Regions from separate parts of the Mus musculus genome. Here region 1 is linked to region 2. A link is a loop called in an ENCODE intact Hi-C map of the cell type or tissue named here. Cell type or tissue: left cerebral cortex. All regions are shown on one strand. Links, peaks and the distances in the headings refer to the core of each region. The heading gives the core; the rest is flanking DNA. Region 1 holds the start of Thop1 (thimet oligopeptidase 1). Region 2 holds the start of Zbtb7a (zinc finger and BTB domain containing 7a).

Region 1 (2,895 bases), core at 110-2,609, 67 kb before region 2:
CAGCTTTTTTGGGTACTGGGGGTTCAAACTTCCCAACACGGTGAGTGCTTTGCCTGCAGATACATCTTCCGGGGCAGGGGAGTTGTTTTGGGGCAGGGTGGTGGTGGGTGTAGGCACGCACCATTGATGACCAGTGTCAACTGTCTCTTTGGTTGGATCTAGAACCACAGGGAAGATGGCTTCTTTGATTGCCTGTGGGGAATTTTTTTTTTTGAGACAGGGTTTCTCTGTGTAGCCCTCACTGCCCTGGAACTCACTTTGTAGACCAGGCTGGCCTCAAACTCAGAAATCTGCCTGCCTCTGCCTCCCAAGTGCTGGGATAAAAGGCATGCGTCACTACTGCCCGGCGTAGGGGGATTATCTTGATTATGTCAGTCAAATGAGCCAGGAAGGCCCTCAGTCTTGACTCTGGAGAGGCCATTTCCTGGGCAGATCCTAGACTGAGTAATTTCGAGCAGATTTCTGGACCTTGGACCAGGAGTGACTATTGCTTCTCCCTACAGGAACTGTACTTTGAGATGCGTGTTAAAATAAATGCTGTCTCTCCACTATCCTATGTTTTAAAAGTTGCTTATGTGCTTGTGTGCATACACTTAAATGTATGTGTGTGCACCATATGTACACAGCACCTGCTGTGGCCAGAAGAGGACATGGGGTCCCCTGGAGGTGTGAGCGGCCCTGTGGTGTGGGGATCTGAAGTCCAGTCTTCTGGACTTGTGCTATTACTGTCGATGTTTCTGCTCAGATGGAAGGGCACACGGAGACACGGAGCTCAGGAACCACGCAGGGAGCCCTCTCAGCAGAGGTGTTGCAGTTCCCAGGGGAGGATATCCCCGGCTGAGCTGAGGAGCTCAGGAGCCTTGTTTCCCCGCACCCCGCTCTCCCACCCCCCACCCTCTCTTCACCTCGCTTCTTCTTGGCTCTTCCGATGAGAAAGTCACACCAAGCAGAAAATCTCATGTAAGAGATTTATTGGTGGGTTCAGGGTGTGGAGAGATGAATCTTCCCTCTTCTCCTGGGAGTAAAACATTAGGGAATTAGACAAAGGGCGGGGCTTACATAGAATTTCTTAGGAGGCAGGGCTTTTCAGGGCAGAGATTTCCAGATTAACGATTGGTGGAATTTCAAGTCCTGAGCTTGAGGAGCTCAGGGATTGGTGGGTTTTCCTGTTCGGGGATTGGTGACTTTTTTCCCCCTCACCCTCTTTACCCTGCATCAGGCCCATGGGTTAGTGTGAAAGTCCTTCCAGGCCACAGCCAACTTTTGCTGAGGCGCCATCTCTGTGAGGCTGCTCAAGGAGGCTGGAGATGAGGTCCTATCACTGTGGGACAGTTCCTGTAGGACAGCTCCTGCAGGGGTGTTCTTGAGGGGCAACCTCTGTTGTGTTGGGAAAGGTGATACACTACTGTAGACAGTTCTTGTGACAGCTCCAGGCTGAGGAGATGTCATGGTGCCAACATTTTAACAGGAGCCGCCAACAGCTCCTAGGAGGCATCTTAACGTGCCACAGGCTGGTGCAGGAAGGAGGGGCCAGCCCTGGCTTTTGCAGTACACCGATTATCAACTACACTTGACCACAGAGCCATCTCTCATGTTTTTTCAGACAAGGTATATAGTCCAGGCTACTCCTGCAGGTTGCAGGTTGGGTCAGTTTTGTTTTACTTGGACTGAAATTGCAGGTATAAGTCAGCACACTCAGCTTACAAAAACAAAACAAACAAGCAAAAACCCGTGGCGGTTCTCACTTGCATTCCCAGAACCCAGGAAGCTGGGGCAGGAGGATTGCTACGAATTTGAGGCCTGTCAGCAAATTCAGACCAGCCTGGGCTACATGAAACTTTGTGTCAAAAAAAGGAAGGAAAGAAGGAAGAGAAGGTTGGAGGGAGGGAGAGAGAGAGAGAGAGAGAGAGAGGGAGGGAAGCCAGGCATGCTGGAGCACTCTGGTCATCTCAGAACTCAGAAGGTGGAGTCATGAGGAACTGGCTGAAGAACAAAAAGAAATGAATTGAACGAACAGACCAAGCACAAACGCACACAGCCTGTATAGAGTGAAATCCTCACAGAAAAGGCAAGGCAGAGAGGGTGTTAGGTTTCCATGGAAACAGCATCCTGGCGTTCCGAGGGTGCGTAAGGCTCCGCCTCACTCACCTATGACAGCCAATTGCGGGCTCCACTGTGTTCAGCGCATGCGCAAAATCGCACCACTGACAGGGCAAGCTCGGGATAATGTGGGCGGAACCGCGATGCACCGGCGCCAGACTGGTTGTTCCTGCGCATGCACACTCGCGTTGACCAGCTGCCTTCGCGCGCACGCGCCTTCCTAGCGTGCTCGGAGCTCGCGGGCGGCGGGCGCCTCAGTCTGAGAGCCACAGCAGAGGAACTGGCTCAGGTGAGGCGAGCTCCGAGGAGATCCGGACCGCACAGGCGTGAGGACCAGAGGAGGGCCGTCGCCGCCTCGCGCGCAGCCGACCGCCATGAAGCCCCCCGCAGGTACCGGTCGCCCCTCGCCCAGGCCCTCCCTTTCTCTCCTCCTTCGGGCAGATGGAACCTTTGGGATTCCCGACCCTGACCCCTTCGTCTGCAAAATGAATGAACTAACTTTCCCATGACTTCAACCTCTTGATAAACTGAATTTTAAAAGAATACTTTTCTCATGCTCCCTGCTATTCTAACTAGGGTAAGATGGACTGCCAACGGGGCGATGAGCAAAACCCACACATGGTGTAAAAGGCTCTAGTTCCTGGAAGGCTGCTGGAGACGGTGGCCTGGGAACCTCGGTGCCAGGACAGTGTGCTATCTAGCATCTAGAGAGGACCTAGTAATACTTCCAACTAGGTTCTTTTGTATTTTTAGGATTTGTTATTTTTAACTATTGTTTGTACGTCTGTGTGTGAG
Region 2 (2,895 bases), core at 195-2,694:
AATAACTAAATTAAGGACCGGGCATTTGGAGGCTGACATCTCATATTGTGACAGACACACTTAAAGCTAAAGCAAGGATGGCCAGTCTCCATACGAAGGGGAACTGAAGGGGAAACTGAGGCCAGGCGCTGGTTCTAACTCCCCGCTCCGCCCCCTCCCCAGAGCCAGATCCACAGTCAGGTCGTCTGGTGGCTGTGGCGTGCTGGAACCCGAACCCAGCAGGCCTGGTGAACCGGGATGTCGCCTGTCCCCTCCTCTGCCTTCCCCTCCCTCTCCAGACCTCTCCCACGACCAGAGAGGAAGTGGGAGAGAAAAGGACAAGGGGGTGAAAAAAAAAGAAAGAAAGAAAGAAAGAAAACAGAAAACGCAGGGTTGGATTCGCACTTTCCTACTTCCCACCTCTGTCCTGCGGAGCTGTGCGGCGCCCCTGCGAGGGTCCGGGTCCACGCCCCACACCAGCCGGGCCAGCCAGCCGGCTGCGGGGAAAATTACAAGGCCTGGAAAACAACCGTCCTTCCCCGCCCCTCGCCAACCCCTTCCCCGCGCTACGCCCCTGGCACAGCCGGGTGGAGGCGACTGTTTTATGTAATCGCGGGGCGGCAGGTTTGCTGGCTGGCTGCACCGGTGAGGGCGGGACCCCCGAGCTCAGCTGACATTTCGCGGCCCTGCAAGTCTTCCCCTGGGGGGTCCCTGGTATGGCTTTGGTAATTTAAGGCGCAGATGGGGGCGGGGGTGGACGGAGACCCGACACTCTAAAGCAACCTAGCTGTACTTGCAAACTCTGGGTTCCTCGCAGTTTGAGTAAACTGAGGTTTATGTGGGGGTTAGGGGACCTGGAGCTCAAATGCAGACTCTGATCTTTTTTCTTCCTTTCCTGGGTTCTTTGCACTACTTGGGTAAACTGAGGCCAAGGATGACAGGAGCGCCGATGCAACCTCGCCGACCTTGCAACAGACCTTTTCTTCTCCTTTCGATTCCTTGCATTATTTGGGGAAACTGAGGCTCAGAGAAGGGAGATGCGGTACCATGGCAGCGCCCTGGTGGCCTTGGAGAGAGGTGTGAGGCAAGGGACCGTCACTTCCTCGCCTTCATCTCAGCTCCTTGGGCCAGAGGGCCCCTTACGCCCCGGCACCCAGTCCTCCGGGTGCGCACCGCACTCCCGCCCCCATTGCCAACCCGGTCCCGCCCCGCCCCGGGCTTCGGGGGCACAGCCCGCGCCCCCTGAACCCCGCCCTGCGCGCACAGGCCGGGGCTGTTTATCTGCGGCCCCCACCCCCTGAACCCGAGGGGCCCCTCTTGCCCGCCCCCAGCACCCTGGGGTGCTCCGGGCCGTAGATAAGCCAGCAGGCTGGCACGGCGCCGCGCACGGGGCGGAGAGGTCACGGGCTTGCCAGGGGAGGGGCCGATGGGTCGGGGCTGCGCCCCCCGCCCGCCCGGCACCCCCAAATCCCTAATCGCAGCCCGATCTGCTCTCGCGGCGCAGCCCCGCGGGACGTGGCAAGAGCCGACCTGCAGAGCCTGTTCTGGCCGCGGTGGCCGGGGGGGCGGGCTGGGCGTGGGGGTGCCGGCGCTGCGGCACCTTTAAGACGAGGGAGGACCCCTCTTGCCCTCGGACAAACCAGGAAGGGAGTCGCGAGCATCATACGGGGCTTTGCGTACTGTACGGCTACTGTAGGGGCAGTGACGCCGCCGCCCGCCCGAGCGAGGTCCGCGCCGCGGGCTGCCCCGATCGCGCGTCCTCCGGGCTCGGGTCCCCGCGAGGTAAGCTGCCCGGGCTGAAGGGGACTCCTCTCCCGGAGAGGTGGGTTTTGTTTTTCTTTTTTTTTTCCTTTCTTTCCTTTTTAATTTCCTTGCAGGGTGGGGACGCGGCCGGGGGCGCAGTGCGCACCCCGAGAGCCCGTACGGAGCGGAACGGACTGGATGGGGGATCTGGGGCGCCTCCGTAGCTCAGGGGTTCTGGAGACCAAGATTGCCCGGCCAGAGCCGAAGAGGAGTCGGGAGGCGGGGGGGCTCCGCCCGGGTCCCTCCGGGGCGAAGGGCACAAGCCCGCTCCCGATCCCTCCTCCCTACTCGGGCGGCACGGCCTCAGGGTTCCCGGCGCGCGGCCCGCGGGGGAGGGGAGCCGGGCCTCACCGAAGGCGAAGGTGGGGGCTGAGGGGTGCGTCGCGTGCTAAGTTTGCAATAGGGCCCGGGGCGCGCCGCTCCCCTTTCCGAGTGGTAGTGGGCAAGCGGGGGGCGGGGAAGGCCTATCCGGGATTGCGCGCAGACGTTGGAGTTGGCCAGGATGGAGCGCCTTGGCGGAGGGGGGGAGGGGGCTGACAAAACAGGGAGGGGGGCTTTGCAAAAAAAAAAAAAAAAAAAAAAAAAAAAAAAAAAAAAGGCCCGAGAGAGGCGGAGGGAAGGGGTGAGGGGTGGAGTGTCTGGGAGGCGGGCGCGTCGTCGCGGTTCTCCTGGGCTCTGTAGTTCTTTCGCTTATCTTCAGTGCTTGTTGTTTTGGAAGGTGGCCTTGGAGAATAAACTACAAATCCCAGAGTGCCTCGCGATAGCGGCGGGTCAGGGAGGGGCGTTGCGGAGGAGGGGCGGTGAGTGGCAGACCTGAGGGCCAATGGATACTAGAAATCGTCCGGCGCGGCGCTGCATGGGGGTGGAGCCTGCGTTTGGGCGGGGCCTGCGTGCAGGGGCGGGGTTTATGCAGAAGAGGCGGAGCTTCCGCGGCTCCCTCGCCCGGGGCCGGTGGCGGTCCCGGCTTCCGGCTGCCGCCCCTCCCCTCCTGTTGTGTAACCGTTCTTAGCCCCCCCCCTCCCGTTCGATATTTTAATTTTTCCCCCTTCCCTTTAGTTCCGGACGCTCAGGGAGGAGGAGAAAGGTTCCTCCGCAAGACTGGAGGTTCCCTCC

The links. A loop is a pair of places that touch in the nucleus more often than their neighbours do. Peaks named below come from ENCODE experiments on the same cell type or tissue, not always from the same donor. Only the 100,000 strongest peaks of a DNase experiment are listed, where the experiment ranks them.
Region 1: it touches region 2 in a loop (3-fold over the local background); 1 of 42 quality-filtered maps calls a loop at or near these places.

The regions. Positions count from the first base shown.
Region 1 is chr10:81,067,789-81,070,683 of GRCm38, forward strand. It overlaps Thop1 (thimet oligopeptidase 1), which reads left to right and starts at 2,295. Exons shown (of 13, transcript NM_022653.4): 1 at 2,295-2,490. The coding sequence starts at 2,475. In left cerebral cortex, for the core only: no CTCF peak of the experiment used is centred there; DNase peaks (open chromatin) are centred at 1,536 and 2,222; H3K4me3 peaks cover 804 bases; H3K27ac peaks cover 961 bases.
Region 2 is chr10:81,134,899-81,137,793 of GRCm38, forward strand. Zbtb7a (zinc finger and BTB domain containing 7a) reads left to right here and starts at 1,373. Exons shown (of 3, transcript NM_010731.3): 1 at 1,373-1,801. In left cerebral cortex, for the core only: CTCF peaks have their summits at 1,040 and 1,609; DNase peaks (open chromatin) are centred at 588, 1,149, 1,381, 1,682 and 2 more places; H3K4me3 peaks cover 2,313 bases; H3K27ac peaks cover 2,220 bases.